Linked DNA regions of Mus musculus: regions 1 and 3 are each linked to region 2. Evidence: chromatin loops called from intact Hi-C (ENCODE). Cell type or tissue: left cerebral cortex. All regions are shown on one strand. Each heading gives the region's core, and the rest is flanking DNA. Links, peaks and the distances in the headings are about the cores only. Region 1 holds the start of Cnksr2 (connector enhancer of kinase suppressor of Ras 2). Region 2 has its middle 350 kb from the start of Cnksr2. Region 3 has its middle 500 kb from the start of Cnksr2.

Region 1 (10,988 bases), core at 1,037-9,036, 350 kb before region 2:
TAATCCGGGATTGTGCTCCTATAGGTGAAAATGATAATTTAACATTGCTTTACGAACAGTACTGATATTCAAAAGCCTAGTTTCATTCTTCACAGAAGGATTTGGATCAGTAAAATTCTAAATATCAAACATAATGTTAATGATGTAATTAATCTTCAAAATAACTACTTTAACATTATTTCTAGATTATTCCTCAGAAACAGATTTTAAACAGCTGTACCAATTCAATACACATTCTTTGTGGGCTGATTTTTGGCAGCCAAAGTTTTAGAATGTGGTATTTATTTAAACTCAGGACATGAGGAGAGTTTTATTGTCTTGCTCATATGCAGATTTGTTCTTGTACTTTTTGTCACCTACTCACACTCCTCCCTCACTTTCCCTCCCCTACCCACTTTTCCCACTTCAACCAGACAAAGCCAGATAAACTCTTTCAGTTAACACCGCTATTGCACCTCTAAAATCTCTTGATGTGCCTCCTACATTAAGATACATTTCTTTTAGAATATAACTTAATTAAATAATTCAAATGGTTGCTATAACCCCACTCTCCCCTTAGATCCTCTCTTGGTTCACAAATCTATCATCTTTTTAAAATTGGTGTTTGCATGCATAACACGAATTTTTAAGCATGTTCTAAGTGGATTAGCTGGTTCCTGTCTTTTCCCTGGAAAACCTTTTTGTTTTTTGTTTCTTTTTGTTTTTTAATAGCATTGCTGTCTCTTATAGAAGAAAATGTCTTTAAAGCAGAGAATAATTGTGAAACTCCATTAAAACACTTTCCATGCAGGTGCACTGAGTAGTAAATGATCCTCCAGGAACAGAATATAAGAATATAAGATAATAAGAATATAAGAATATAAGAATATAAGGAGTTGCTTTCTTCCTAGTCAGGAATAAATTGCCAGTATTAGAAATCAAATGTCAATGGCACTATAAATCAAATGATTCTTGTGAACTACACATATACCAGAAGATAAATATCTTCTTTACATGAAATAACAAAATTCCCCATTAGAAAAAAACCTGTCAAATCCAGAGTAGATGGCTGCCGTGCCCATCTAGTCACCGTGTATTTGACAAAATATCGATTTTTCCCAAAAGTGATATAGACAATGTGATCAATTAAGTTTAACATCTTTCTCTAACATCATGTGCAGTTCCATGTTCGTAAACAAATATTTCTGATTTCTTTGCCTCAATTCAACCCAAAATTTTGACAATTTCCTTTATAAAATTAAGATACATTTCAACCTAAGCTCTGATATCCTATGAGGGAAGAAAAATAATTATTAACCACCTGTCCAAATTTGTCTTCTCAGACATAGTCTCTTCTACATCGCCTCACATTTACACTGAATAGACATGTAATCACTACCTTTCTCTCATTATGGGACTGTATTTAAAACATTACGGGTTTTTTTTTTTAATACCTAAAAGAAGGAATTTCATTTTCTATCCTCAAGATGGCTGAGTCATTAGTATAGAAATCAGAAGTCAGAGACTGCTTCTTGAACAAAATGGATTATTATGAGCAAGAAAGAGTAGAGCAGCTGATTGTGGAATAGGTTAAAAACTATTTTAAAATTTAGAGTTTTTTAAAGGGATCATAATTCTGTAAGATTGATTAGCATTAAGTCCCAGAGATCATAAAAAAACACCAGCAGAAGTAGGTCTGCTTCACTCTGCAGATGATAGTCATTTTATTTAACCCAGAAAGAGATTAAAACTCAATTGAAGAATGCCACAGAGGGAAATAAATAGTCCTGGAAAATAATTATCTTGATCATGTGGATAGTTTGCATTAGTCTCTAAGCTCAAAAACTTATGAAAGGAAGAGTGGAATTATTTGGTATAAGATGAACAAGAAAATTTAATAATAAAAATAATAAGAGGAACACTGAAGTGTTCAGAGGTTTTTATTATATTTTAGAGACTCACAGATTATGACATATTTCCAGGATTTTCAAATAAACAGGAACTGAGAAATAATATTCTAGAATAATAGGCTTAGTGACAAATTAGTTATTGGTTTACATTATCATCTATGACTTTTCTCAATAACTTACTTGCCTTTGCTGGTTTTGAAAGATGTTTTAAGATTATCAAAACTATAAGATGATTGAACATGCTTTCCACTTGAATGCTGGTTTAAAGTACTAAAAAAAAAATACAGGCTGTGTATATTTTCTCCAAAAGTAATTTATATATTTAATCTTTAATTAGTGTAAAAGTTTATGAGCTATCACCAAATATTCAAAACTACTATCAAAATAATCTGGAATAGAAATCCTTATTTTAGTGACTCATAAATGGATCATGTATTGTACATTTACTGCAACTAACAATGACAATGTGCCATATCAAATAAACATTGCTAGCAAAAATAAACCAAAAACCAAACCAAAACAAACAAAAAAACTGAACAGTGTTGCATTTACAAAGAGTGTATGAGCAGCTTATATCTTTGCTAATCATATACACATTTTATATCAGTATCTCCTTCAAATATATTTCAATAAATAGATCATTAATTGCCACATTAATGGTCCTTCATTAAACGAGTCTTGAATACACACTATGAAAGCCCAATAAATTTATTTTTATCCTTCATTTCATCCTTTGAGGACTTAGTCTCTATATAATTTCTAGAAATTTCATGAAATCATAATCATATGATCTAATTGCATTTTTCTACCTGGTAAATAAAAAAAGTCTAGAAATAATAAAGTATGTGCCTTACTAAAACAGTATAGGTAGCTATACTTTCACTGTAGCTGAAACCTATAAATATTAAGGATGATGAAGGTGTCATACAAATAACACACTCTGAAGAACTAGAATGCTACAACTATTCAGGAGCCTTACTCATGTTTTAGGGTCTGGGGATGTGGCTCACTTGATGCTTATAGGAAACATGATAATATGCTAGAAGCCCTGAGTTCGATCCCAACCACTGTATAAAACCAGGAGTGGTGGCTTATACCTGTAATCCCAATTCTGGGGTAGTGGACAAAGCAGGATCCAAAATCCTAGGTCATGACTGGCTATACAGGAAGTTCAAGGCCAATCTGTACTATATGATATCCCTTTTCAAACAAACAAACAATAAAATGTTGTTCATGCCTTAATACTGACTTTATAACACTATATATTTAAAAATCATTAAGCAAGGTCTAATCAACTCAAAGCTATAGGCTAAATTGGTAGTCGTCTTTCCAACATTTCTGTTACTGAGGAAAGTGAAAAACTATCTTTTAAATGTCATTTTTTAAAGTTTACTGGGAAAAATAGTAGAGAAAATTAACTAAGGTAACACTATAAAGAGCAAGTTGAGGAAATTCTCATCTCCTCCAACTATTTTTAGAAATCTCATTTTCTGATAGGATCTGAAATGTATATGACTATCACAGAAAATTTAACAATAAGCAGTTTAGGACTAAGCAGCTAACTGGGACCTGAACTTGATAATTAAAGCAGATACTCTCCTAGTCTTATTCAGTCTTTTGTTCTACAAAGGCATGTAAATTCTATCTTGGTTACCTAACTGATCTTCTTAGGTAACTATAAAATGTGTCACCAACAGGTACAAAAAACAAGTTATTCAACTTAAATATCATGTAAAGTTAAAATTACAGGAAATAATCTTTTCCAAAGTTCAAAGAAACTACATTTTGCACTGGAGAGATTTTTAAAGGACATCATATGCTGTGCTTGCTTCAGGGAACCTAAAACAGTGGAGAGAAAGGAAGCCGCAAGCATGTAACTGGGTACGAGGTAAAGAAGATGGAGTATGCAGTGCTCATTACAGGCATCATGGGAATTTCTAGAAGGCAATCCCATGAAGCCAAGACACCATAAGTCTGAATGTTGTTGCAGCAACAGACCCAAACTAAACTCACCTTTCAGAGAAATTCAAAGAAAGCGTTTTAATTCAACATTCTTACTTCCTGTGACTACTCTGTCATCCATGACTAAGAAACTGAAAAGACAGAATTTTCCTGAGGCGTGTGTGTGTGTGTGTGTGTGTGTGTGTGTGTGTGTGTGCGCGTGTGTGTGAATCCAGGAAGCTGGAATTTTAATAGCAAATATGGAAAGAGAACAAGCAGCAGAAAAGATGAGGCACTGTTAGACTTTGTCTTAGTCATCTTTATAACCCCCATGGCAACCAATGCACTGCACACAAGGGGCAGTGGATAAATAATGAATTAGGTTTAATTCAATTCACTTGCACTTACAGTGTGCTTCGCAGTTACAAAGCATTTTTCTTACATATGAGATGAGAAAATCAAAGTAAGTGAGAAGTAACAGGGCAAATCAGGGAGAAAAGGAAGCAAAACACATAAAGAGAAACCCTAGAAGAATAGGCAAATGTCCGAAATGGTGGGGGAAAGATTCGGGGAGAATTTATTTCTCCCTACTACCTTCAATCCCTTCCATCTTTGAGTATATAGAGCTTAGAAAGTCTGACTGCTAAGCAAGCCTTAGGAAAGGGGCTCCTTCCTCTTTGAAAGGGGCATTTTCACAGATAAGGCTTGAAGAATATCTTAAGTTTGCCTGCTCGGGTACGACCTCAAGCAAAACTCTCATATTTTCCAAGCATGTCCAAGAATCTTTTATTTCAATGTAAGCATCCCCTTTGCAGAGTTCAGTCTGGGGATGACTGGAGAGGTCCCCAACAAGCCCCTCAACTCAGACAACAGAGGGAGATAGTGAGACAGGAAAGCCAGGAGACTAGAGAAAAAGCCCACATTTGCGTCTAGGAGGAGGGCTAAGGTTTGAAACTGGTCATTAGAAATTGTCGGGTGTGTGTGTGGGGGAGCCTTCAATATGGAAGAAAGGAGAATACTTGAATGCGCATCACTTTAAACCCAATGTTGGACCCTTAACAAGAAGCCGCGAGAGGTTTAAAGCCACCGCAGACCTCAACCTAGGAAAGCAAAGGACATGCTGGGGTGCACAGGAGGGATCCCACATATATTAGCTTGGATGCTGCCCTAAGGGAAGCATGTTACCCTAAAGTAGCTCGCTCCCTTCCCGATCATCCTCAGCCCAGCATGGAGGAGGGGGTTCCCACCTTCCAACTGGAGCGACTGCATCCTGACCCCATTATGCGGGCTTAAAAGTTGCCAGGAGAGTTGGCGCTGGGGAAGGCACTTGGCAGGGCGAGACCTAGAAGGGGCCTCGGGTTTCCAGGAACAAAGGGGCTGGTGAAGGGGCAGCCACGAGAATAGGTCCCACGGGCTCCTCCCTTAGCCTGGAAACAGGGTCGCCGCGTCCTCTCAACCCGAAGGCGTCGAGGGAAGCGGGAAGCGGGGAAGCTGCGCGGGGATTCCACCGCCCTGCTTCCAGCTTCAACCAGGTGGCGCCCGCCGCCCTCTTGCTCCCCGCGCCCCTCCAGCTGAAGACAAAAGAAGTCTAGGGTCCCCGGGCCCCTGCCAGAGCCAGAGGACCCCTGTCCATCCCCAGGGAGGACCCTCAGCAGTTGGTTGGAAGCTCCCAGGACGTGTTATGCCCTAGCGGGCACCCCTCCCTCGTACCGGGACCCTGCGCCCCAGTGTCGCCTCGCTCTCCCCACAGAGGGCATTACCTTTCATCCAGTCCACTACTTGACTCGGAGACCATTTGCTCACCGGTTCCATTATCAGAGCCATGGGCGGCGGGGTCGGTGCCGCGTGGGACGCGGAGCTCGGACAGAAAGCCAAGTCCGCAGCCCGCTGCGCCCTCAGGTGGGGTCGGTGGCCGGCCGCAGCCTCCCGCGGTGGGCGGCGCGGAGAGGGTGGCTTTTGTGTTTCGGTCCCAAGGCTGGAGCGTCGGAGGTGGCTGCGGTGGGAGCGGCGACGGCCGGCCAGCTGGCCGGGGTAAGACGCCGGGGTCGGCTAGGTCCCAGCCCAGGCGGCAGCCGCAGCTGCGGCGTCCGCGGCTCAGCCCGGGGTGAGCGTCCCGAGGGGCTTCAGTGCATGGCTCGAGCCGCCGAGGTCGCGGCGGGGAAAGGAAGAGGCGCCGGCGCACGGTCGCAGCCAACTTGCCCGCTCGCTCGCCTGGCGCGCGGGAGTGGAGCCCCCGGCACGACGAGCCGCCCGGCGGAAATGACGAGGGGCCTCCTGCCACCCAAAATATCTCTCCGCAGCCCTCGGGTGCGGGGCGCGCGCTCCACGAGCCCCCCGCCCCGCTCGCCGCCGCGCGGTCCCGCCCCCAGGGCCGGCAGCCGGTGCGCGCGAGCCCTGTGCGCGTGCGTGGGCCAGCGCGCGTGGCCGCCGCCCGACTTCTAGCAGACTCGCGGGCCAGGTGTGGGCTGCTCGCGCTCCCGCCTTCCCGCCCCGGGGGTCGCACTCGGCCGGAGCCGCGCCGGGAGGGCGTGTGCGGCAGCGCCTGGAGCCCCGGAGCCAGCCGCTGCAGCTGGAGGCTCGCCCAGCCCCGGGGTCAGTTAGGCAGTCAGGTGCGGCGGCGGCAGGAGAGTGGCTCCCAGTGGCCTTCCAGGAGAGTCAGCGAGACGGGTCGCCCCACCAGTTGAACGGACAACCCGGGGTGGCGGAGGAGGGTACTATAGCACCCCTGTCCCAAGCTCTCCTCGCCACCAGGGGGGAGGGGACGCCGCAGAACTGCTGGGGTGACAATGGGAGTCCTGACTGTTCTCTCTGTCGCCCTCGCGGCTGCTGAGTTGGCTCCCGAGGTGACTCCTCCGGACCCTGCGGAGAACACGGGATGTGGGCTTCCGCAGATGGGAGTCAGGATCTAGCCAGAGACGCCCATAGGAGACTAGATGGCTCGTGCTGTCGGATCTACCCTGGGTGATAAAAGGAACCCGGGAAGTCAGAGATGTCAACTGCAAGAGGCTCCAGCCTCCAGAACCCACACGTGCCTCTTCCCAGGCTCTGCTTCAGTTGTCGGCCACCTCCTTCAACACAAGGTCCCCGACATCTATTTTACATGATGTCATTTTGTGTTCAGTCGTTCTTATATAAGAACGGAAGAGTAATAACAGGACTTAAAGTTAGTGACAAATTGCAAACATAATGTTTCACATATTGTTTGCTTCAAAAAACCTATGCATGCTTCTATGCAACGTTTAGAAATACACATTTTGCCTAAATGAGGCTTCACTTTCAATGACAATTCTAGAGCGTCTAGTAGCAAGCTCTACCACCATTATAGCTGGTTTGTTTTTTTTCCCCCCTCGGTATAATTCTTAAACAGTCACATTGAGTAAACAAGCAACTTCTTTTATTTCTATAATCATTTCAATAATGTCAATAAATCATGTCAGTTCCTTCGGTACCCATTTTGTCTAACTCAAGTTTATAAGATACAGAACACCACTTTCTTCAGTTGGCATGGCTTGGCAAGTTCTCCCCCAACACAGGAGAAGGCAAAACAGGAGTAGATAACACACTGATGTTTTTATGCTAGTGCTACAAACAAATACCATTTAAGAAGCTTGTGTTCAGACTTGTTTACTAATAACCCAAACTCCAAAATATACAAATAAAATTTTAAAAAGAAATTTACTGGGGACTGGAGAGGTGGCTCAGCGGTTAAGAGCACTGACTGCTCTTTGAGAGGACCTGAGTTCAATTCCCAGCTTCCATATAGCAGCTCACGACTATCTGTAACTCCAGTTCCAGGGGTTCTGATACTCTCACACAGTCATACATGCAGGTAAAATAAATGAAACAAATCTTTTTTAAAAAGAAATTTAGATTACAAATTTAGAAATTTAGATTATAAAACAAGTAATGGTATTAAAATATTACTAGTAATAACACACATTTTATTAAGCAAAGTGCTAATCACTTTGTTTTATTCTAGCCTCAAACTAGCTCGACTGTTAGCTACATCTTACAGCTGAGACTTTAGCCATTACATCCTATTCCCTAGATCTATTACACATAGTTACATAAATTACACATGTTAAATAAATTAGTATGTATGATTGTAACAGCAAGTTCATTTCAGAATTTCAACTTGGAAAACAAGCCAAAAGGTTTGTATCAGTGTCATTAAATGGACAGTTGTTGTGAATGGGAGGTCCGTTGAAGATCTCCTGGATGGACATCATCAAATTGTTAACCAAAAAGAAGTCTGAGACACACCATGAATTTCTCTGATCCCTATCTAACCAGAAATGGTGAGAATATAGGACATGACCAAATATGGCTGCAACAGCAAGATGCGGGCCTGGCCTTCTATGACAAGCAACTATACTGTAAATCATAATGCAAGCAAGTGAAAATTAAAGTATCACTTGTCTGATGAGCTGGATATCAAGACAAATGTCTCAGGCCAGGGTGTAGTCATATAGACAGATGATAGATAGATAGATAGATAGATAGATAGATAGATAGACAGACAGACAGACAGACAGACAGATAGATAGATAGATAGATAGATAGATAGATAGATAGGGTGTGTAGGGAAGATGGAGAGAGAATATAGATAAGGAAAGATAAATTAATTAAAATTATGTGACAAGACCACTGTAAAAGAAAATGAGAAAGTAATATTATAGAGAAATAAAAGAGAATTTTGAGGAAGACCCTATATTAGATTGAGGGAGTACATAGTCCCCTCCAATTTGTGTTACAGTTAGGCTTTTTTTGTTTTGTTTTGTTTTGTCCAATCATGTAAAATGACTAAAACTAAATATAAATCTAAGAATGAACCAAACTGTGAGTATAGATTCCTATTGTTTAACAGAGTGTACCATGGCCTTAAGCATTTTTCTTAAATTCTCCTCACTTAGGATCACCAATAAAATATAGCATTTGACTTTGACAATCTAATCAGCAGAAATTGTTTCAATCTCTTCAAAACATAACAGGCTCTTCACTTTCTGCATCCTTGACTTGGGCAGGGGAGAGAAAAGAAAGGATTAAGTCATCACTGCTCTTATTCTTTTATTCTTTAACTACAGATGACTCAGCTGAATCTTTGTGGTATTTTTCTTTCCCCAACTGTTTAAATAAGCTACCATTCATGTAGTCTGCCTCTTATTCAGAATTTAACATCTTGCCCCATTTTTTGTAAGTATAGTATAATGTTACTCTATAAAAGCCTCGTCAACTTAATATTGCCTTTTCTTAGTATACAATACAATTTTTAAAGATTAGGAGTAAAGAATGTTGTCGTAAATATATACAAAAATATAATGAACCAATTAGTATGACATCACAATTCTTCCACAGGCTAGATTTAAAAGCCAAACTATGAACCTTTGGAAAGAGCCTCAGATTCTTTTTTAAATTCAAGCAGAGTAGAAATATTACATTAATTAAGTTAATTGTATCTATACTTTTTGAGATATTTGCAACCATATCAAAATGAATCACTTGAAATAATCTTTTTTAGTGATGTCAATCCAATTTGTGACACTGGTTGATGCTTTGTCCCTATAGATTTCAAAATAAAAATGAAAATCCCTTAACCAACATACCCTCTGTTAAGATTTTAGAGTGTAATGTGCTCTTAACTGGCTTTAGATGAAGAATTTACACATAGTCCTCTAACTGGATCTTATTTTTAGGAATTCTATCAGCTAGGATGGGAGTCTTCCACTAAAGGAAGGACTTTTAAGCTTTGTCTCTTTGGAGCCAAAGAGAGAACTAACATAAATGTATTCCAAATTGGGCTTATAGGGATATGGACTTTTGCTTACCACTTATTTTGCAAAGATACATTGTATTACAAGATATACTTTAATCTTTTACTTATCTAAAAATTTACTTATCTGAAAGTAGCTCTGTAGTCCAAGGTGGCTTTGAACTCTTCACGTCTCCTACATCAGACTCCCAAGTGCTGAGATTACAGGTATGCACTATCATGCCCCAGTGTCTTGCTTTCTTAATAAGCAATGTTTTCTTGTGTGAATTTATCCCTTTAGTCTTTTTCTTTTGAATAATACTGATCACTAAAACATGGAGGGAACAACTATAAGATATCTCATATCTTAAAATAGAGAAAATAAGAGCCTCCCCTTTTTTATCAGTTTATCATAGACAGTACCTATAATATCAAAAGCAGGTGTATTATTTAGGCTGGCTCATACTCTCCCCCTTGATCATAAAAACTTCAACAATTCTGATAAAATTAATAACAATAAATGAAAGGACTAGAGGTTCCCAAGAATAATGTAAAAATCTTATTCCAGAGAAAGCTTAGTGAAATTTCTGGGATAATGTTACTTCCAGTATAACTCACCTAACAGCTATCAATTAAGAAAAAAGTCTCTCTGATAGCTACCTAAGTTCCCAGTCGCCCAAGAATCATATATGAAGTAACCTTAATTGTAAATAGGCCTCAATACACTTCTCCAGGCCATATCTCCCTTTAGATTTAATGGGGGAGAAAGAGCACCAAGAGACAATAATTCAATTAGTAGAATCATTTCTTTGTTGTTGTGCCTCCAAGCTAAGCTGTATTAAATCAAGTCATGTCCTTTTCAACCAAGATTTACAGCAATCCTTTCTAAGTGAAGAGAAATTGGCCTGAGTTTCAGTTGTCCCAGTGGAGGTGTTTAAGGGCTCTTTCCAATGCTGTCCCCAGCTGTATTAATCACAATCTAACAAAAACCCCAGAGCCCACCAAGATTAGTTTTCTTAATACATAAAGCCCTTGCCCACCAGGGAAGTATCTAATGTACTTGGCAGACATTAGTGAAGGACATATAAATTTGCTATTCAACATTTTTGAGCACTATCAAAAATGCTGGCTCAAATTATATAACCTTTGATGAGAAAAAAAATTATCTTAATTTTATATATGCAAATGGCCAGGATACTGATACGTTGGTAGGGGAAACTGAACATTTACAATTCATTTAATAGGATAATGTGATAAGTACAAAGATAGATATGCCCACAGCTATGCAAAGAGGAGAGGTTAACTGCTATGTAGAGAGAAGAGTTTAACAGCTATAAAGAAGACTACATGGAGGGCTGAATGCTCAATTTGGACCTTAAATGATGGCAGTTAAACAACAATGCAGAAAA
Region 2 (10,988 bases), core at 1,524-9,523:
ACTTCAAAGCCCACCTTCAGTGGCACACCTTCTCCAACAAAGATATACCTTCTAATCCTTCCTAAACAGTTTCAGCAACTGGTAACCATGCATCCAAATCTATGAGCCATTGGGGTCCAATCTCATTCAAACCATCACACTGAGCCTTGTTAGCTTTTCTCATATTTGTAAATCTGATAATGACTGTTTAAACTTTAACTATCCACTTCACCTTCAGCAAACACAGAAACAGGTTCCCTTTTCTTTTCTCCTTCTCATTAACCTTGAAGGTAATAGATTAATAGAGACTTCCTATTGCTGCTTTAATCTGAGGTTTGAAAGAGTCCTGAACATACATAAATATTTAATATTACAGCACATAAAATATAATTCTACACCATACTCTCACTCTCTATTAAATTACATTAGGAGATAATCTAAAAATAGTCTGAAGGGTATTTTCATTGATTCCTCCAACCCAGCTTACCTGTAAATATCTGATTGTTAAGGAGAAGATTAAGGAAACTAGGGGCAGTTACAATTTAACAAAAATTGAAGCCACAGTAAGAAAATCTATGGTGAAAAACATTACAAACACCCCAATTTCATGAGCTATTTGCCAATAGTATCTGTTTGGGGAGGGAACTTATCTGAAGGTCCATATAGATATTGATTTTTAAATAAGGACAATAGCCAAATAAACTTAAAGTAGCTTACAAAACAATCTCCTGGGCTCTAGATTTTCTATGAATCATTTTGCAGTAAAAGTGAAATCATTTATCATGACTCAGAATTGAAAGTTTCTGAGGCCCAATGATGAATAGAAATGCCCTATTGTTGATATAAAGGATACTGTTTTAATATATGCTCTGAGAAACTTACTTTGAGTATGCTTAAATATTTAATTCTTTAAATGGGAAAACATTTATTCATGGGATCAGTACATCTTGTTCTTTGGAGAACATTTTGGAAGTATATTGCCATCTAGGATCACATGAATATAAGTTTATATTGTTTGTTTTGTCTTGATTTGGTTTGGTTTTGTAGCCTAAACTAGCCTAAAACTCATTAAGATAAAATGGATTGGCTTCAAACATCCAGAGAACCTATTGGATTATGAACTTTATGACATGAGCTACCACACCTATCCATAAATATAGTTAAAAACTATATATTTCATAGAAATACTATATAGAACCATATAGAAAAACTAAATATTATAGAAAACAAGATATTTCACTAATTCAAGCTGAAAATCCATTCACTCCACATTTCTACATTTAAAAGGTATGTAGGTTAAAGAGCCTTATTTAATGTGGTAGAATTACAAAACACATGGCTTCAAAAAGGGACATTCAGGCTATATTAGTACATCCCCCCCCCCATTCTTATATACCTCTTGCAGCTTGTGTCTGAATAGGGGGGCAAGGTTTTTCCCTGTTAAAATAAGAATAAAGAGTAGTGTTTAAGTGTTATTCAAATCCCTTCAATGGTATAATTTTTCATCTAAAAGTTGGCTCTTTAGTTTAAGAAAAAAAAAAGAATGACTAAACACTTATGAGTTGTCTTAATGCAGCATAAACTAAAAGCTCATTTAAAATACACAGCAGAAAACTATACTCACATCTAATCTATGGCATCATATATATGTCTGAACTTTATCATTTCATCAAGCAACAGATTTTAGTGGAAGATATGACAGTGTCATGAATAACTAGGATCATGGCTCACTCAGAGTTTACTGCTAGGAAGTATTTAATTGTGATTAACTTCAGGGTATTTTTGGGGGGATGTAGTTCCTGGGGCTGTTTTCATGTGAAGACATGTTATCAGATAATTTTATAAAAAACTGCAAACAATACTAGACATTTAAAATAAAAAGAATTCAATTTGGGCTGTTTTCCACAGAATTGACCAATATGTAAGGAAGCAAACAAGAAAGAGTAAACTAACTAGGAGGTTACTGTAGAATTAGTGGAGGCTAGAACAGGTGGCTCTGCCAGAGGTCAGGAGTCATAGAAAGCCAGTGGAAAGTGTAAATAGGTCATCCATGATCAGGGCATATGGGAACAGGGAGGGAGAAACTTCCTGAAAGGACTTGGAACCATGGAAAAAATATAGTTGCTGCCAAAGGCAATGAACAAATTAAAAAAAGAAGGGGATCCCATCTCCCTCATTTTAACACTCAAGCCTCCACCAGTACCCCCAGCTAGTTAGCTTGTCATGCTGGAAGGCAGTTGGCAAGAAAATCTGGAACATGTATATAGAGAAATGGGGAAAAAAAGGTGGAATCAAAGATGAATAGACACATAACATACGTGGCAGCCTCTGGCATCTTGGATGATTTGCAAACCCCCTCTGTCATTTTCTGTAATAGCATCTATGTGATTATTAGGGAGGAAGCATATAGGGAACACAGCTACAAATATCATTAGGTAATAAATACTAAGTATGGCTACTGCATTACAAGACTAACCCGTTCTTTTTATGATCATTTTGAAATGGAATTATGATTTAGAAAAAACAAGCTGCATTGAAAAGCAGAAATAATTTTTAACTTTTAGAAGTTCCCTTATTTTGGTGTATAAAAGATTATTAGGCTTTCATAATCATTTCTCCACATATTATAACTACACAGTTATACATAGGAATACAAAGGTACTTTGGCACATTTATTGGAGGTTCAAGAGCTTTCTATTTTGCTGATGATTTTCACCAATATCTTTGTTTCCTGGCAGATTGGTTTCCTCAAAACATCACAGAGACCTATTTCAATTCAGCTTTCCCTTTTCTTTCCTGAGACTGAGCTTGGATGCAGTGAACCACTGTTGAATTGCCTATATTAGGTTTGAGAGTTTTCTTTTCCTTCACTTCATGCACAGTACCATTCACTATTTAGTTGGAATAACCAGAAATGAAGACACGGTAGATATTCTTTTTTGAAAAACATGCTAACATGAGGAGGAAACTTGCTAGGATAATGTGAAGGCCAGGACTGCTATTGCACGTGGCTGAGCTCTGTCAATGCACAGAATCCTCAGGTCCCTTGATTCCTTTGCTTTTTTTTTTTTTTTTTTTTTTCACATCACAGTTCAAATTCAAAGTGCAAATAGGAAAGTGAAAAAGGAGGAATTATTGCTGATTTTATGACAGTCTTGGAAATCAGTCTTGGAGACTTTTGATGTGTTCTCTTAGCAAAAGCAGTCAAAAGTCAGTATCTACCTCCTGATGGGGGAAGTCGCAAGGTTGCACAGTAGGAAACCATGTAAGACAGAAGATATCTTTATCTTTAAAAACAAAACTTTGCCAAGACTTCACTCTCAAAGAGCTTAGAATTATTGGCACTTTCATGTATTATAGCAGTCATACAGATGAATGGATTCAGTTGATAAAGGAACACAATGTAGTTACAAAGTACCAATAAGACAGTATGGCCCACTGTTTCAGAGCAGAATTCTACTAGACCTTCAAAGAAAAGTTAACATCAACACTCCTCAAATTATTCCACGAGACAGAAACAGAAGGAACAATGCTCAATTCATTTTTTTAATTAGATATTTCTTCATTTACATTTCCAGTGCTATCCCAAAAGTCCCCCATAACCTCCCCCCCACACTCTCCTATCCACCCATTCCCACTTCTTGGCCCTGGCATTCCCCTGTACTGAGGCATATAAAGTTTGCACGACCAATGGGCCTCGCTTTCCACTCAATTCATTTTAAAAATACCAAAGTTACCCTGATACCCAAACCACATAAAGACCAAATCAAAGAAATTGATTTACAGACCAAATTCCATTATGAACATAGATGTGAAAATGCCCGATAACATAGTTGCAAACTATGGAACCCATACCTGACACTGCTTGGGTAACCAAGAATTAGAGAAATAGATTACCCAAAAACCTAGGGTAAAAACAAACACTACTGTCCTAAAAAAAATAAAAGTAGCAATAAAATGACTGCTAATGATATTCTGCTGTACTCAAAGATCAGTGCCTTATCCAGTCATCATCAGAGGGGCTTCCTCCTGCAGCAGGTGGGAACAAAGATGCAGAGACCCACAGCTAGATATTACAGAGAGGGAGAGGGAGAGGGAGAGGGAGAGGGAGAGGGAGAGGGAGAGGGAGAGGGAGAGGGAGAGGGAGAGGGAGAGGGAGAGGGAGAGGGAGAGGGAGAGGGAGAGGGAGAGGGAGAGGGAGAGGGAGAGGGAGAGGGAGAGGGAGAGGGAGAGGGAGAGGGAGAGGGAGAGGGAGAGGGAGAGGGAGAGGGAGAGGGAGAGGGAGAGGGAGAGGGAGAGGGAGAGGGAGAGGGAGAGGGAGAGGGAGAGGGAGAGGGGAGACTGTACATGGGATGTCTCTATTAAGTGCCTCTTCTTAGTGCCCAGGGAATTCCTCAGTAGAAGAGGCAGGAAGATTATACAAGCCAGAGGGGATGGAGGACACCAGGAGAACAAGGCCCTCTGAATCAGCTAAGCAAGGTACATATGAACTCATAGAGACTAAATCAGCAAGCATAGGGCCTACACAAGTCTGTACCAGGTCCCCTGCATATATATAATATGCATATGCATATGCAGGCTTCTGGATGTGGGAATGAGTGGGTCTCTGACTCTGGTGTGATCTTGAGACTCTTCCTCCTGTTGGGTTGCCATGTCTTTCTTCAATGTGATAAGAAAGAACAGATGCAGAGGTCTTAGAAAATCTGTACCATAATCCAGGCAGGAGATGGATACAACTCAGGTTTGGTTAGCCATAGTATAGATGGAGAGAAGTAAAACAATTAGGGGGGTATTGAAAGGTCAACTTCACAGAATATGAGAATGAGGGCAAATTTAAGTCAGGAACTAGGTGTCTAGGATACCATCTCTTTCTGAACATTGCTGAAAGTATAATATGATGTTCACTAGAATAAGGATCATAGTAAGAGGCCATTGAATTATAGGAGATTAAGGATTTGATCTCTGTCATGTTGAGTTTTCGAAGCTTATGGACATGTTGCTTTAGGTAACTGGATGCTCATGGGAGATACCTGATTTGGAGATATAGATGTTGTTTGCTCATAGACAGTGATAGCATGGGCATGAGATATACTATATCCATCATGTAATTGAAACATTTTGGGTGGAATTTCTGAATGCTTGATATATGGGGGGAAAATTGTTCTTTAATGCTTTTATTTTCTGCTCCAAGTGACTCTTGAAAGATAACCCAAAACATGTAGGTCATCTGGAGTTCAGTTAGAAAATCTGGCCAAGTTCAGTCTTTCCAATTCTTATATGAACTGAACAAGAACTATAGTGATAGTATTAGCTGAGATGAAACTTGAGCCTTCAACCCTTCATTCCTTAGCATACTAAGAGTGTTACTGAAGGCCTGTCTTTTGTTACCCTATGCTAGTAAGAAATGCTTAGTTGCCTTGTCTACTTGAAGATTCATAGAAAGAAACAGACCTTTTTTTGTATTTATAAGATGAACCTAGTCTCTCATAGCCCATTGATTCAGAACAATGAGTGAACACTTTTCTCTTTAATATTCCGATATACACACCTTTAAAAATTCTTTCTGAATAATAAGAACTTATCTTCCCACTCATCCTACATATCTAAGACAGATATAGGCATACTTCTAGATTTTTTAATTTCAATTTTACCATAACAAAATGTGCTGCTTTGAGGTATGTTTGAAACCAAAAATTGTTTGTTCCAACTCCATCTGTATTTATTAAGAATTTTTAATTGAAAAATGTATATTTTTACCTAATAGCTTTGTGTCTTCATTAAACAACAAATTGTTCAATTCATGACCAAGCTTTCTTCAGTCTTAGAATGTGTTCTCAGAATATATGAAAGAGTGTAACATCTTGTTGTTTCTCAATGATTGGCCCCATGATTACTGGCAAGTCAACGCATCCTTGTAGTCCTATAATGATAATGTTTTATACGTTAACAAAGGCCATATTTTCATTTCATTTGCTTAGAAAAATCATGTGTCCCCTTAATGGAAAAAATCATGTGATAGCTATTATTTCTGCCCATGAACATAGAGGCCATGAGTAATTTGGCTACTAGTGAATCCAATCTTAGGGAAGACAGTATAAATTTTCCAGAACTGTACTAATTTATACTATTTTCCTAGTTTATTTTACTTTGAGCTTCAGATTGAACCCAGGGCTCTACATCTATTAGAGAAGTTCATTGCCACTGAGCTTATATCTTTAGCCCTGTGCTAGTTTAATTATTAATAGTTCCCCTCTTAATGCCATATATCTTATTCTGAACTAGATGATATATAACTATGTATCACTAACTTACTGTCTGCTCAAAATTGAATATAGTAGATTTTTTTCAGTCTCCCCCATTTGAATGGAAAATAAAATTAGGCTTCTATGATTAACAGTGAACCTCAAGACTGAAAAATTCATGAAGGAGAAAGAAGTGGGTGGGTCATGATAGGCCATGGATGAATCAACCTTATGAGTAATTCAAATTTATGAATAAGTGGGATTTCCAAATCTGAGTCAAGATCCACAGAATAGGTGATGAGGAATTACCATAATTTTGAGGAACTAGAAGAAGCTCATAGAGAAAACCAACAGGCTTTGTATTATGGAAATTCATAGTGAATACTTATGAGATCCTAACACTAAACTCATTTACCATGATGTCAAGTTTCATTCAGTGTACATGTTTCATGGACCCTGACCATATTGTTTCTCTATTACATATTATTCTGTATGAATTCTTCACCCTCCTTCACCTCAGAGCTGACCTAAGGACACAGGTTTTCATGAAAGTGAGTTATTTGGGAGGTGATGCCAGCACATACTAGTAAATGAGAGTGGAGAGATAAGGGAAGGAAGATAAGCCAATGTTTCAGTGTGAGAATGTTCCCGATTCAAGTAACAGAGTTCATTCCTAGTAGGAAGCCCTAGGATATAGGGTAAAGGACAACTCAGAGTCATCTACTCAAGGAAAAAGGAAGCTAAGCCATCTGCTCCTCATTTTCAATTATTATTGGGGACGAGTAGAAATTTTAACTATTTGGCACTTTCAGCCTGCCACATGAAAGAGATGATATATATATATACTCATATATGCCTTGCGGGGGTAAATCATCAAACAGAAGATTCTATGTACTTTCAGTATGATATTATTGCTCTGAGGCCTGAATACAAAAAGGATATGGATGGGCAGCAATGGAATCTCCTATGCAGATCACATGTCAGGCGGTCTACAGGGTGGCTGTTGGAGACATTTGGCTTCACAATAGTGACATCTGAATTTAAGGATGGTGAGAAATAATGTATTGATAAGAACCCCAATCGTTTGGCAATCTCCTTAGTATGCATCTCTACATGCTTTGTGAATGAGTCATTTTCAGAAATCCAGCATACCACAGAATCATAAAGTTGAAAAATGTCCTTGTAATTTACCTAATATAGTCTCTCCCTACAGTAAATTTGTTAAACATCAATAAATGGACAGTTAGCTCAAGCTTTAAGTCGCTAAAAATATTTCAGTGGGTCTTTTCTTAGCAAGAGATAAGCTGGCATTTATTATAGTGACACACTTTGGTTACGGATGGGATTTATGGAATTTGTAATCAATATATTAAAATTCATTAATATACACAGCCAATCATGATCACTTTGCCCCATACACAGTTTATTAATCTCACAATTCAGAAAATGGCACCAATGATTCCATAGATAAGACATAATTAGAAAAGTAGTTAAGCATTTTATTTTTTTTAACTAAAATGGCTCACTCTTTATTAAGACCATCAATGTTTAGGAAGAGTTAACCATTTCAATTCAAACCGCTCTTTAGAACAAATTTTGCTACAGGATGAACTAGAGCCACAACCATTTAATATTAGGGTTAAAATCAATGATTAACAGGACTTGTTTATCTGGCAGAGGACCTGAGTTTGATTCCCAACCCCCACACTGTGGGACACACCCACCATTAACTCAAGTTCCAGGGTATCTGACACCTTCTTTTGAGCTCTTTGGGCACCAGGCATGTGGTGCATATACACGCATGTAGGCAAATACTGAAAGACATAAAATAAAATAAAATAAAATAAAATAAAATAAAATAAAACTTTTAAAGGATTCTCAAAGACATTTTACAAGGATAATATAATATACTATGTTGGAAGCAGGTATTTATACATCAAAGAATTCCAGTAGGTGATGAAAATTTTGACCAGCTGTGGCTTTATAATGGTCGCTGTATGCATAAAGAGAAACTTCAAGGGATGAGACTCTTAATTGGTTACTCAATACTAATGGTCAGCTCCGAAGTCACATATATGCAAACAACACTAAATACATTCAGCTGGTTGATGTTATATTTATATATTTATGTATGTGTATGTGTGTGTATGTGTATGTGTATATGTATATGTGTGTGCATTCAGCAATGACAATTGAAGAAAAAAAGCCATGAATGTGGGAAGAAGTGCAAGGGGTGGAGGATAAAAATAGAGGAAGGAAAAGGTGTAATTATACTTTAATTTTTAAAAATTGTCAGAGATTCAAGCTATTGGAGTCTTCTTTCCACAGGCATTCCCTAAGAATATTTTTCCCCAAGTCCAGGAGGTCAAATCCAGGGCCTTGAGAATTTTAGTCAAGTGATCTATCACTGAGCTATATATCCCCAGTTTCTGCTTCTTCTAATCATGTTAAAATGTACATAAGTTTTACTGCTTCCACCATTTAAGAGTACAATTCATCAGTGTTTAAGTACCATCACATCATTACACAACTATTATCATCCACCCACAGATTTTTTTAAATCTTCCAAAATTAAAATCTAAACCAATTAAACAGTCAATTCTCAATTAATTGTCCCACCCCAGTGCCAGAAACCCCATTCTAATTCCATCTCTAGAAAAGCCACTACTCCAGGTATCTCATAGGAGTAGAATCATACAGTATTTGTCCTGTTGTGGCTGGTTGATTTTGAAATTGGGCATCTCTGTGTTTTCCAAGTCAATGAAATTAACTCAGGATATGAGGTAATGCTGCTTTTTACTAAATTCAAACCCTAGTGAAAATACACATATGTCCAGTGCTCAGTTCACTGGTGGTTAGAAAACAAGAACATGCATAAAACACCCTGTGGCCAAAACACGTCATTTCATTGTCCTTGCAAGAAGATTCACAGAAGGCCCATCCAGGTGCTTTATATAAAAATAACAGTTCCCTCCAGCTACCTAACCTAGATTTTAGGTTATATAAAATGATTTGCTTGGAAGGAAAATGTTGAATAAACACATTGTAGGATTGTGACGATATAGTTACTCTGAATTTTTTAGGGCTATATCTATCCTCCAAAGGGTTCAGGAGCAGATTCTAAATGGTATCTGAAAATCTCAAATATCTCATTTCCTTTTCAGCGTCTGGTTTGGAGAGAAATGTGAGCATCAGCTCTGGCCAGTAACTAAGGAAAGGTTGGCCAGATGGCTTCTGAGGAAGGGTGTCTGGCTCTTAAAAAAGATCCACATGAGAAGTGTAAGTATTATTTTCTTCTGCAGGATATTTTCACTCCAACATGTGATGCTATCTTGTGACTATGAAAAGTACCGAGATCAGTCAGAAAGCCACCATGCTGAGGATAGCAGAACAGGAAGAGAAAAATCCTGGGAATCTGAGACTGAACTAGTCCTAAAACATTCCAACCTTAAAACTTCAAGAATGTGAGATTTCAATAGGCCCGTGTTTAAGCTGCTGAGATGAATGCATTTGTCTAAAACTTGCAGAGAGTTAATTGATGTAGAATGCATGCGGTCACAGAGAGATTTTCCTGGGAGGCAAACATTGGGAAGCATTTTGGTTCAGGAAAGGTTTCTTAAGAAGTATTATGTAGAAGACCGAGGAAAGAAGTAGCTTCAGGTAGAAATGAAACTGTTAACTAAGCAGTATGAATGCCATGGATCAAAAGATAGACCAAGATAATCAGACTTTTATGTGCTCATCTATTTTAGTCATTAGAATATATCTCTTGGGGGGTGGGGGTAAGCATGACCTTGAGAAGCTTAGACAAACACTAAAGGGCCAACTGTCAGCTGTCTCCATTGACAGCACTCTCAGCAACTGAGGCATGAATTTCTTTATTAAGAAAAATTGGATGGTACAATACAGTGTCTATTTTGATACATGTTTACTAGAACCATTCAAAGAATAGATGTCAGACTAGACTCATAAAAAGTACAGCTTGTAGACCTAAAATACCTGCACAACGTCTGGTAGACTGTAGTTTATACTAATGATTCCATTCATGTATTTATGCTATGCTTTCTTTTATTTAACTTACCTTTGCTGATTGCTGAAGGCTAATAATGGAATAGTCTATAAATACCCATGCATTATTACTAAGCTGTTATTGGTCTGGATTTAAATAAAGTCAATCTGGTTTGGTGATTACTAAATGATTAGCTGAACTTCCAAGACTTTCTGACTCTTGAAACTCCTCTCTTGGCTTCTCACTCACCTCTGACCCTTTCCTGCCATTTTGCTCTATCTTAGGTATTCTCTGAGGCAGCATCTTTGACACCAACTTGGCTATCTCATTAAAAGTTTGTGTAATTAGCATACCCTGCCATGTTCTTAATTTCTTTCAAACTTACCAGATTCTCAAACCATTTCCAGTACTGACATTTAAAACAGACATTAGCTCTTTGTCTTCCAGGACATTCCAGATGTTTTTGGAGGACCTAACCACTTTCAACTTAAGACCATCTAGAAATAGTTCTTATTGTTTTTGATGAAATGAGCTCACTTTCAACTTTCTAGTTACATTTTTATTCTATTACCCTTCAATTATACTTATTAAAAATCTTAGATTTGATGGAGCAGTTCTCAGTGCCCCACACCACAGCTTTACCTGCCTCCCAAGAGGCAAGCTATAACCAGACACACACAAGTGCAACACCCTGACAACCATGCCCCAATATCCCCACCAGCAGGAACCCCAGCAAAACTAGCAGCCATGAGTTTTGC
Region 3 (10,988 bases), core at 2,098-10,097, 150 kb after region 2:
AAAGCTCTGTCAGCACCCATGAATGAGTGAAATAGAACTACTGCTGATATTGACCCTAATGACTATGTAACTGGTGAAACAATAGCCTACAATCATATATATCAATATGTCCATTATTTTTGAATGTAGATGAAGTCATTTGAAAAGAGATTGTAGGCAAGGCATTCCTAGAGACTTCTCTAGAAGACCTCAGCCTTCAGGGATTTGTAAAAGTTAAGGTGAGGATAGGCATTGGACTAAGGAGTGCAAATCAATAAGCAATATTTGAGGTGATCCATTACTGATGGCAAACTTCCTATGAGATAATCCTGTAAATACAGGAAACTCCTAAGGGGATTAGCTTTTAACCCCATGAAATAAACAACACAAGCCAGGTATACCCTTCCAGCAATCCACAGAGCAAGGAGAGAATACTAAACTAGGTATTGGAGACCTAATGCAGGCTACAGGAGGAAATGCAGTCCTAGACATAGCCTTAAGTAAAAATTTCACACTATCCATAGCCTTAAGTAAAAATTTCACACTATCACCAAAAATTCAATGCTATAAAATACCCACTGGAGTTCATGGACCTTTACTCCCAAGACCAGTAGGAGAGTAGGAATGGTTTTAGAAAGAGGTAGCCTAACATCTCAAGGATTCATTGGATATCCAGGAATTATAGGTGAAAACTTCAAGGGAAGGATTGAGATTATGGCTTATGTTAAGAAAAATAAGTACTTTAAATCAGGAGACAGGATGTCTTAGCTTCTATTGCTTCCATATGTCAAAGGCAAAGCAGCCCAGTTGGAAGTACTAAAAGAAAGATTTTGTTTGTTTGTTTGTTGTTTTGCAAACTGATATCAATGACCAGAGACCAAAATTAAAATTAAGTTAAAATTAAAATGAAATGATATTGAAATGGAAGGTTTAGTGGACAGAGGAGATGATGTAACTATAGTCTCATTAGAATCTTGGAATCTACATTGTTCCCTTCAGAAGGCATCTACATGATTTGTTGGGATTGGAACAATATCCCTAGTAAAACAACATGTAAGAAAAATTAAATGTGTGGGACCAGAAAGTCAAATTGGAAGAATAAAGCCTTATATGGCAGATAAAGCTATAATCCTATGGGGAAGATATCTACTATAATAGTGGGAAGCTCAGATTAATATTCTTTCAATCTCAGAAAACATATACCTATTTTAACTGGCATTGTATATTGACATCTTCTGTAAGATGGCTTGATTGTTTTTAGATTTAAATGGGTGACAAGCTAGGCTCACTGGAGTGGAGGAGAGTATGGAATGTGACATAAACTCTAGTTTATGTGTGGATTTATAAAGATATAATTATACCTTAATAAACAGAAATAGGAGATAAGATTAACTTAAAGATACTGGATTAGAAAAAACTATTAAATTAGATCAACTTGTATACTTTTTTCTTTTTTTTATTAGATATTTTCTTTACTTACATTTCAAATGCTATTCCAAAAGTTCCCTATACCCTCCCCTCGCCATGCTCCCCTACCCACCAACTCCCACTTCTTGGCCCTGGCATTCTTCTGTACTGGGGCATATAAAGTTTGCAATACCAAGGGGCATCTCTTCCCAATGATGGCTGACTAGGCCATCTTCTGCTACAAATGCAGCTAGAGACACGAGCTCTGGGGGTACTGGTTAGTTCATATTGTTGTTCCACCTATAGGGTTGCAGACTCCTTTAGCTCCTTGGGTGCTTTCTCTAGGTTCTCTATTGGGGGCCCTGTGTTCCATTGTATAGATGACAGTGAGCATTCAATTCTGTATTTGCCAGGCACTGGCATAGCCTCATATGAGACAGCTATACCAGGGTCCCTTCATCAAAATCTTTCTGGCATATGCAATAGTGTCTGGGTTTAGTGGCTGATTGTGGGATGGATCCCTCGGTAGGGTAGTCTCTGGATAGACCATCCTTTCGTCTTAGCTCCAAACTTTGTCTCTGTAATTCCTTTCATGGGTATTTTGTTCCCTTTTCTAAGGAGGAATGAAGTATCCACACGTTGGTCTTCTCTCTTCTTGATTTTCTTGTTCAACTTGTATACTTTAAAGATGTTTGAACATCAGAATGAAAGTCAGTTGGGGAGAAAGTTTTGTCTATATTTCCACAGGTGATGAAAGATTATGTCTTTCATCAAAATTGATAAAGAACCAATCCAACTAAGAGAGGCTTCCACATAAAAAGTATAACTCAAGGAAGGAAGTGACAAAGAAAGACAGCAACACAGATGACACTGAATGCTGATTTCCCCCCTTCCCTCATGGGGATAGCTCAACAAACTTTCTGAAAATAACAGACCATTCACCAGACTGGCAGACTGGCAAAGCTTGATGATGAAATGGATATTTGCTGAAGGACAGATGATCAGGATTGCAGTTATGAATGATCAACATATCTTCATAAGGACATTAGGACTGTTAAATTCGTGGTATTGTTTATATCCTAAAAGTTAAACAATGTACAATTTTTAGCTTGAACAGAAAGAAGGAAGATGCAGATGAATTTTAATTGAGCAACATGGCTGCTCTGGCAAGAATACAAACATGCTCTAAGTACACATACCTTTAATCCCTAACAATGTAGGAAAAGCTAGTTTGTAGAGAGAAGCAGCCATGTTGTTCGGTGATGTGTAATTGAGGGGTGGACAAAGTGATGAATCAGAGTTTTAACAGAATGATCAAAGATAGGATACACCTAACTCTCATAAGAACAGCACAGGAAAGAGTCTATTTAAGAGCAGTACAGACAGACAGACAGACAGAGACACAGAGAGAGACAGGGACAGAGGCAGAGAGAGACAGACACAGAGACACAGAGACACAGACACACACACACACAGTGAAGGCAGTTTTAACGAGTAGTTTTACAAACACAAGTTGCAGGTGAAGACAGAATGAAAGGGAACCAGAACATTAGAACACATTGCCAGAGTTAGTTTGAGACCAAGCAAAGCAAAACTTCAGAAACTGAGAAAAGTCAGTTTGAATCAGTTAGCTTGGAGAGGCGTTTGGGCCAGAACAGTTGAGTTGAACCATTCAGCAAGAATTCAGAAAGAACTAGAAAGGGTAAGCTTATTCAGAAGTAAGTCTCAGAGGCTGAAAACATTCTAGGCTTAGATTAAATCATATGGAGGCTAGATGCTTCCAGGACTAGACCTAGGATAGCAGACAGAGTCAGATTGCCTCTAAGATAACAATTACTTCAGGCAAATAAAAGATAATTTTCTGTATTATAGCTTGAAGTTCATTTGTCACAGCAACTAGCTTTATCCCAATTGTTACAAATGACAAATAAAAACCTCTTCTTCTGCAGTTTTATTTATTTATTTTTACATTATCTTATACTTCAATGCTGTCACTGAGTCTCTACTATGTCCAGTCACATCTTTTGGGTCACTCAGCAATAGCTATGCTTTTTTTTTTTTTTTTTTGGCTATCACAATGGAAAAGTGCTACTGGCATCCAATTAATAGAGACCATAAATGCAACTAAACATCATACAATGCACAGGATAGCCCCTTCTCCACATGAATGAATTACCTAGTCTTGAGCCTCAGTTAAGTAGCCCTGCTCTACATTTTGATGAGGTCACCACACCCTTCTCAACAAGCCAGTTATCTATCATTCTCCAAATGAATTGTCCTTCCATTTTCCTCTCTAACTGTCCTACTTTTATAAATAATGAACAAAATGATTTTTATTTTTGGCTTCCTATAACAAAATGAAAATATGTAGAGATATGGCTTGTTTCCCAGCCTCTATGCAACCCCCATCAGTTCACAGCTGTCACACACTTGCGAACTCCATAGGAAAGTAGGAGCTTTGTTTTCTTGTTTGTCTCTGTATCCTCAGATGATAGAATAATACCTGGTACATATGAGTAATTGACAATATTTGTTGAGTGAATAATTCCGTCTTATAAACTATAGGGAGGAGCAGAACCTGGGGCATTTGGGAGCACCTTCCCCATTTTAATTGACCAGAAATTCCTCAAATCTTTTAACTATTGCCCAGGCAAGGAAACCTGGTTTGTTGGTCCTATGAAAAATCTCTACATTTCAAATGGTGCTAGATAACTTTTTTTAACCTGCACAGGGGCTTGGAGAGATGGTTTGGAGGAAGAGAATACTTCCTGCTTGTCCCATGGGCCTGTGTTCAGTTCACAGAATCCACATGATGGCTCATCGCCATTCAATACCCCAGTTCAAGGTGATATTTCACCCTCTTCTAGCATCCATGGACACCAGGCACACAAGGCATGCACATATGTACACACAGACAAAACATTCAAATGTAAAAATTAAAAATAAATAAATCTTTCTAGAGATATAAAAAGACCCAAAACACTGTATAACCAGCACTGTCTAACATGTTAAAACCGGACAACATACACCTATCAGTCTCATTTGACTCCAGGTCTCATGTAATATGTCAATATTTTTTATATTAGCATTGGTCATCACTGGGCTTTTACTGTGTCAGGCATGAGGTAAGTAAATTTTCATGGTACCTCAATAGCTTAAAACAATACATTGAACTTTATCTCATAATTAGAGTTGACAAGAGAATTTCTAGATGTCCTTGGCTACAGTCAACTTTCAGTCAGCTATGTGTTTATTCTCCAGTAGGTTTTCTGGCTCTAGATGTGTGGGGCTAGTGAGACATAAACTTGCCTTCTTTCAGGAGGCTAAGTTGAGCTAGTTTTAGTGGCAACAATAGTCCAAGGGGTCCGAAACAGAAGTGCAGGTCCTCTTGAGGTCCAAATGCAAAATATTTCAACTGTGCATGACAGCCTTCCAACTGTCCAAAGCAAATAAAAAATTGAGCAGACCAAGGGTCTTGCTATATGCCTAGAGTTTGAGCCAATGGTAACTGCAGTCCTGCCTGAATTTCAGAAGGTTGTTCGTCCTGGATTCCTCTTTGCTACATCTCAGATGTCTGCTAGCTCCCTTTTCCTCCATGGTTATCATATCAGGCAGGGAATACCAACTGCTGGCTCTTAGCCACCTTACAGCTATGGAGTTTACTTATCAGAGTACTTTTTTCTAGCAAGTGTCCCACTGGACAATAGGCAAATCTAGATATAATGCTTTGTCTCAAACCCTCACTGTATTTCAACTTCCATTGTTAAGCAGGCATTACACAATTCTGCTCAAAACAAAGCCAAATTGAGCTTCCTTGGGAAAGCTTGGATGGGGGATGTCTATAAAATATCTCTAAATGGGGCTACAATCTACTGCCTAGAAACATGAACATTGTCTAATTCTTCATTTATAAGCACTGTGAAAGACCTATCCCATCATTAGTCTATGTATTCCAGAAGCTGCAAATCCCAAACGTCCTTAAAGGTTGCAAGCATATTTGCTGAAAGACTAAGGAACTGGCTTCATGAGTTCCAGATTGCTGAATGCTAGCCCTACATATGTTGCAAAAGCATGACTGGTTTGCAAACTGTTGGGGACAAATCCCTTGTTTTCCTTCTGGCTTGGTTTTGAATAGAGAGTAGGATGCTAGGCGGGACGGAGTGGGTGTAGAGCTAGAACAGGCATTGTTGTGCAGGGCTCTGGATGCCCCTGCACGAAGTCTGAAACAAAAAGCAAAGATTCATTTGGCAAACAGCTTTTAGGATGAGTCATGTGAGGGAAGTAGGGCTGGGTGTCCACTCTTTGTGCTTTCTGGGGATCATGGAAATATTTAAATTGTTGGGGAAATAGAGTGGGTAGGAAGCAAGTAGAAAAGGTAAGAGAGGGGGGAGGGAGGGCTCGAGAAGGGGAGGGAGGGAGGGAGAGAGGGAGGGAAGGAGGGAAGGAGGGAGGGAAAGAGGGAGGGAAGGGGAGAGAGAAAGGTAAAGGGAGAGAGAGGGAAAAGGATAGAGGGGGAAGGGAGAGAGAGAGAGAGAGAGAGAGAGAGAGACTTTCCTAACTTTAAAGGAAGAAATAACAAGCTCCTCGCTTTGTTTAAAAGTATAAATTGTAACAAGAGAAATGGCCTTCTCTGATTATAGAAAGCTCTTAAAATTCTGGTGGTTTGAAAGGTTTAAGAGGCTTTAATTGAGCTGTGCATGGTTTTAGACATCTATAATCTCAGCTTTCAGGAAGATGAGGTAGGAGAATCACAAGTTCAAGATCAGTTTAAGCTATAGAGAGACCCTATCTCAATTTTTGAAGAAAGAAAAGACAAAGGAACAGAAGAAATTGGACACTCCAATTCAGGGTTTCTCTTCTAACAAAGTATCTGATTCAGTTTGCTTTAATACATTTAAGTTGCTGAGAATTTTTAATTCATTTATAGTGAGCATATATAACAGAGATCCAGTACTAGACCCTATGTTTCAGATTATATTTTCAATATTTAATACATTCAATCAAAAGAAAGAAAGTACAACATAGTTCCATGGCAGCTTCTTTTTTTTCTTTTTTTTTCTTTTCTTTTCTTTTCTTTTCTTTTCTTTTCTTTTCTTTTCTTTTCTTTTCTTTTCCCTTCCTTCCTTCCTTCCTTCCTTCCTTCCTTCCTTCCTTCCTTCCTTCTTTTTTCAATTTTTTATTAGATATTTTCTTCCTTTACATTTCAAATGCTATCCTGAAAGTCCCCTATGCCCTCCCCACACCTTGCTCCCCTACCCTCCCACTCCCACTTCTTGGCCCTGGCGTTCCCCTGTACTGGGGCATATAAAGTTTACAATACCAAGGGGCCTCTCTTCCCAATGATGGCCCACTAAGCCATCTTCTGCTACATATGCAGCTAGAGTCACGCTCTGGGGGTACTGGTTAGTTCATATTGTTGTTCCTCCTATAGGGTTGCAGACCCCTTCAGCTCCTTGGGTACTTTCTCTAGGTCCTTCTTTAGGGGCCCTGTGTTCCAGCCAATAGATGACTGTAAGCATCCACTTCTGTATTTGCCAGGCACTGGAATAGCCTCACAAGAGACAGCTATATCAGGGTCCTTTCAGCAAAATCTTTCTGGCATATGCAATGGTGTCTGCATTTGGTGGTTGTATATGGGATGGATCCCGTAGTGGGGCAGTCTCTGGATGGTACTTCCTTTCATCTCAGCTCTGAACTTTGTCTCTGTAACTCCTTCCATCCATGGCAGCTTCTTGTTTTGGGGCCATTCCTTAAAGTACACAGTTTGGGCAGGTTCTGTATTTTAAATGCACAATGTTCTAATTCTTATTTTTAAGCACTGTGAAAATCCTATCCCATAATTAGTTTATGCATTCCAGAAGCCAAAAACCCCAAATGTCCCCTTGTTAAGATTACCTTCATCATTACAAAATTTGACTTCGACCTAAAATAGATGAATTGATGACTTATCCTGAAAATTACTCCATCATTCAATGGGACTTCATGTACAATAATAATGTCACGTCCCAAAGAATCTCAGAACAAATGGCTAATTGTGGTGCCCAACTAGCAGGCCAGAGTATCTGCTTGGCCTCTAGGCTCACTCAGTACTTGCAGCTCCTATGTGCAGTTCTCAACAACCCTCCTCCTCCCCTAAACCTAAGCCTCTCCAACATAGGACTGCATTTCCCTTCCCCCAGCTTCCTTCTCTTTCCTCTATAACCCTGCTATTAGGGCCACATGCTTTCTTGCTCTTCTTTTGTCTTTCTCTCTTCCCTTACCCTCTTGCTCTCCCTCTCTCTCCTCTTATGATCCAGCTCAGTCTGCTGATCATGTTTAGTGTACTTTTCTCCCTACTCTGAACTCTTCCAGATGCCTTTGGCTGTATTCTCCATTCTATCTACAATGAAATCTTTCTCCTTAACCATACCTAGGAGTATCCATGTCCTCATCTTCATTCAAACATCACATAATGAAACAACAAACTTGTTATTCTTCCAAGAGGAATATGAATATATGGGGTGCATTTTATCTGTTATGTATCATATATTCTATTGTAAGTCAATCTCAAGCATGTCCAAACTGAGCCTGTAGATTAATTTGGTAGCATTTTTACTATTATCCTTACTATACAATCATAGCTAAAATGTATTCTATTCTTTCTTTGGCAAAACTTAGGACAAATGTTACAATTGTTTCTTAATATTGTTACCAGAAATAATGATAATGAAACACTCAGCCCACCTTCTTCCCAAATGATAAAGGGAATATAGCTAATTTTCTTATTAGCTATTTCCTATAGCTAATAAGAAAATTGAGTATGATTTAAATAATGGACTTCATATTAAAACCCTTGACTTTGTGACAGCAATATCTTAGTTGTAGCTGTACCTATTTTATATATTTCACTGATATTCATACATATGTATGTATTATATATGCTTTCCATATTTTTCTTGTGTTTTCATTTTGCCTTTAAATGTATTATTTGTTTCATACATGAATACAATATGTTTGGATCAAATCTACCTTCTCCTACAACTCTTCTTCCATCCCTCACTTCCTCCCTCCAACTTCATATACTCTTTAAATTCAGAGTTCTCTTAGTACTGCCTATATGTGCACAGATGTAGGGCCATCTATTGGAGTATAGGCAACCTTATCAGGGCTTGCATCCTTAAAGATACTGACTCCATCCCCCCAGCAGCCATCAAATACTAACACCCTCCTCACTAAGGGTTAGACTTCATGAGTCTCTCCCTGTTGTATAGCAGTTTCCTCCAAATTAATGAACCCCTTAAGGAAGCAGAAGGATGTTTATGAGATTCAGGAGGAAAATGAAATGTTACGTCTAGGAAAACATAAAACCATAAAACCAGAAAGTCTGTAAGGCTTCTCCTCAGTTTTCTAGGTGGAAAGAACTGGGGAAGGAGATTGGCTAGCTGAGTTTCAGACAGATCTTGAGGACTTGTTGAGTTATCTACAAACAGTGCAGAAAGCTTCAGGGTTTCAGCTTTCATGAAGAATTACCCCTGTTGGGATGGGCTTTCTGGTGATGGTGATGGTGATGGTGATGGTGATGGTGATGGTGATGGTGATGGTGATGGTGATGGGCTTTCTGCTTTGGGTTACCACCCCTGCTCCTGTAAGTAAATCCTTCATTCACGCACCTGTTAGTAACTCCAATAAAAACATATTGGTTCACTAAGTGAAGTTTGATCTGCTATGGGTTCTCTTTCTGGAGTAAATCGATATTTTTTCATGTGCCATATCTCTCTAAGAAAATTTCCTCAGATAATACTCCCCATATCCATGCTGGGACTCTGGATGGCTTGATCTTATGCAAGTCTTCTGCATGATGTCACAGTTGATTTTAGTTCCTCTATGCAGCTTCCATGAGGTACCTGGAAAACTCTGTTTCCTTGTAGTTATTCACCACCTTATAAGCTTTCTGCCCCCTCTTCCATGATTATTCTTGACTTTGAATGGAGGAAATCTGATATATATGTGCATGTGCTAGCATCCTACATTCTCTTATTCCTTGCATGTTGACCATTTAGAAGTTTGTATTCATTTCCATCCTGCAAATAAGGAGCTTCTTCAATGAAGACTGAGAATTGTACTAGTATAATCCTTAAATATTAGTATAATACTTAAGTATTAATGTAATAGTACTTAAAGATAAGTAAGCTGTACTTTAATACTATGTGATATCTTCAGCAATGGGGGTCACATCATCAAGTTCTGAAAGGTAATCAATACCTTGGATTGTTTAAAGAAGATCTATGCAAGCTCATGGACCAACAAATAGAAGGGAAGTAATCTACATCTGGAACTGGGCTTTTTGATTGATAGCCAATGACATCTGGGAAAGGTTTAACTTCTTGTAAAAGTTAACTCTATTTAAATTCTTTTTTAATATATGTATATATTTTGGAAGCGTCTACAATAATAAGCTTCTATGTGGCTTCTGTAAATCTTTTAATATTAGTTATCCCTCTCTGTTACCCTTCCTCTACCCTGCCTTCCCACTCAACTCAACACTCTCTGTCACATTATCTGTTCCCCTTCTCCCTTCATAGTCCCTGTATTGCACGGCCCTCTCTCTGCTTAAGTCTCTCTGCTCCATGTCATACATTTAGTTTTCATCTTCTACAAGCTTTTAAGTTATACATTTTAATCTCAGTGCCTTAATGTTTAAACATCCATCACTGACAAAAAAGTCAATTTAATATGTTCTGTAACATGAGCATTTGAATTCCACTTGGTCATTTTCTTCTTTCTTTGCCACGTGTGTGGATGGGTGACTGCAGAGCTAAAGATTTTGTCAAGATCCTCATGAGGGCTAAGCAGATGCTTTGCTATTGAATTCTCACAGCCTCTTTTTCTAAACGATATTTTACAGAGCATTTGAGTTCTCTATAGTCTTAATTTCCAAATTAGAAATGTCTAATTGGCTGTATACCATTGCATTTTAATGCTATCAATACTATAGATGTAGAATGCTTATAGAGCCAATGAAAATCTGTGACACTTCTTGAGAAAAAATAGCTGTATGCTGTCCCACTCCTCTCTTGTCATTTTCTGAATGCGAGATGGGCCAACTCTCAACACTGCTTGATTGCCTTATTTCTGAACAGTACAATTATACCAAAAGTTCTTGATTTCTCGGTTCAGAAAATTTAGGTTGTCTTTCCAGTTTGGAGAGTGAATTGTTATATCAACTACCACAATTATTGTTTTATGGCTAGACAGTTCTAGCTCATTTATACCAAGGAGTGTACCATAGTTACACATTCTTTCCTGGAATCCTGAAGATCATTTTCCATTTTGTTTTTTGCTTCATTTTCTACATTATCATTATGAATTCAACTCCAGGGCTTTTTTGTTGTTAAATAAATCTCCTCTGAATATGTTTAAATGCATCCTAAGACAGCCAGGCTGAACTATTTCCTTGAAGAATCTCATGAGCAATTATCCTTTTTTTTTTTTTAATTTTCCTTGAGATAGGTCAGATTATCCAGAGAAGAAACTTCTGGTGAATTCATTCAGAACAAAATAAAACTGACTAACATTGTGAGTACAGGGTAGAAGAAAGAGTGCAGAGAGTCTTAGTATTTTAT

Evidence for each region. Hi-C counts contacts between places; a loop is a spot of excess contacts. Peaks named below come from ENCODE experiments on the same cell type or tissue, not always from the same donor. Only the 100,000 strongest peaks of a DNase experiment are listed, where the experiment ranks them.
Region 1: it touches region 2 in a loop (5-fold over the local background); 3 of 42 quality-filtered maps call a loop at or near these places.
Region 3: it touches region 2 in a loop (2.3-fold over the local background); 2 of 42 quality-filtered maps call a loop at or near these places.

What each region holds. Positions count from the first base shown.
Region 1 is chrX:158,037,187-158,048,174 of GRCm38, forward strand. It overlaps Cnksr2 (connector enhancer of kinase suppressor of Ras 2), which reads right to left and starts at 6,011. Exons shown (of 22, transcript NM_177751.3): 1 at 5,591-6,011. The coding sequence starts at 5,654. In left cerebral cortex, for the core only: CTCF peaks have their summits at 4,705, 5,359 and 6,553 (motif pointing right); DNase peaks (open chromatin) are centred at 4,902, 5,350, 5,619, 6,216 and 1 more place; H3K4me3 peaks cover 5,819 bases; H3K27ac peaks cover 4,694 bases.
Region 2 is chrX:158,385,256-158,396,243 of GRCm38, forward strand. No RefSeq gene overlaps it. Among named protein-coding and RNA genes, the nearest start is that of Cnksr2, 350 kb to the left of the region's middle. In left cerebral cortex, for the core only: no CTCF peak of the experiment used is centred there; DNase peaks (open chromatin) are centred at 6,454, 9,162 and 9,473; H3K27ac peaks cover 303 bases.
Region 3 is chrX:158,538,695-158,549,682 of GRCm38, forward strand. No RefSeq gene overlaps it. Among named protein-coding and RNA genes, the nearest start is that of Cnksr2, 500 kb to the left of the region's middle. In left cerebral cortex, for the core only: no CTCF peak of the experiment used is centred there; a DNase peak (open chromatin) is centred at 5,541; H3K27ac peaks cover 514 bases.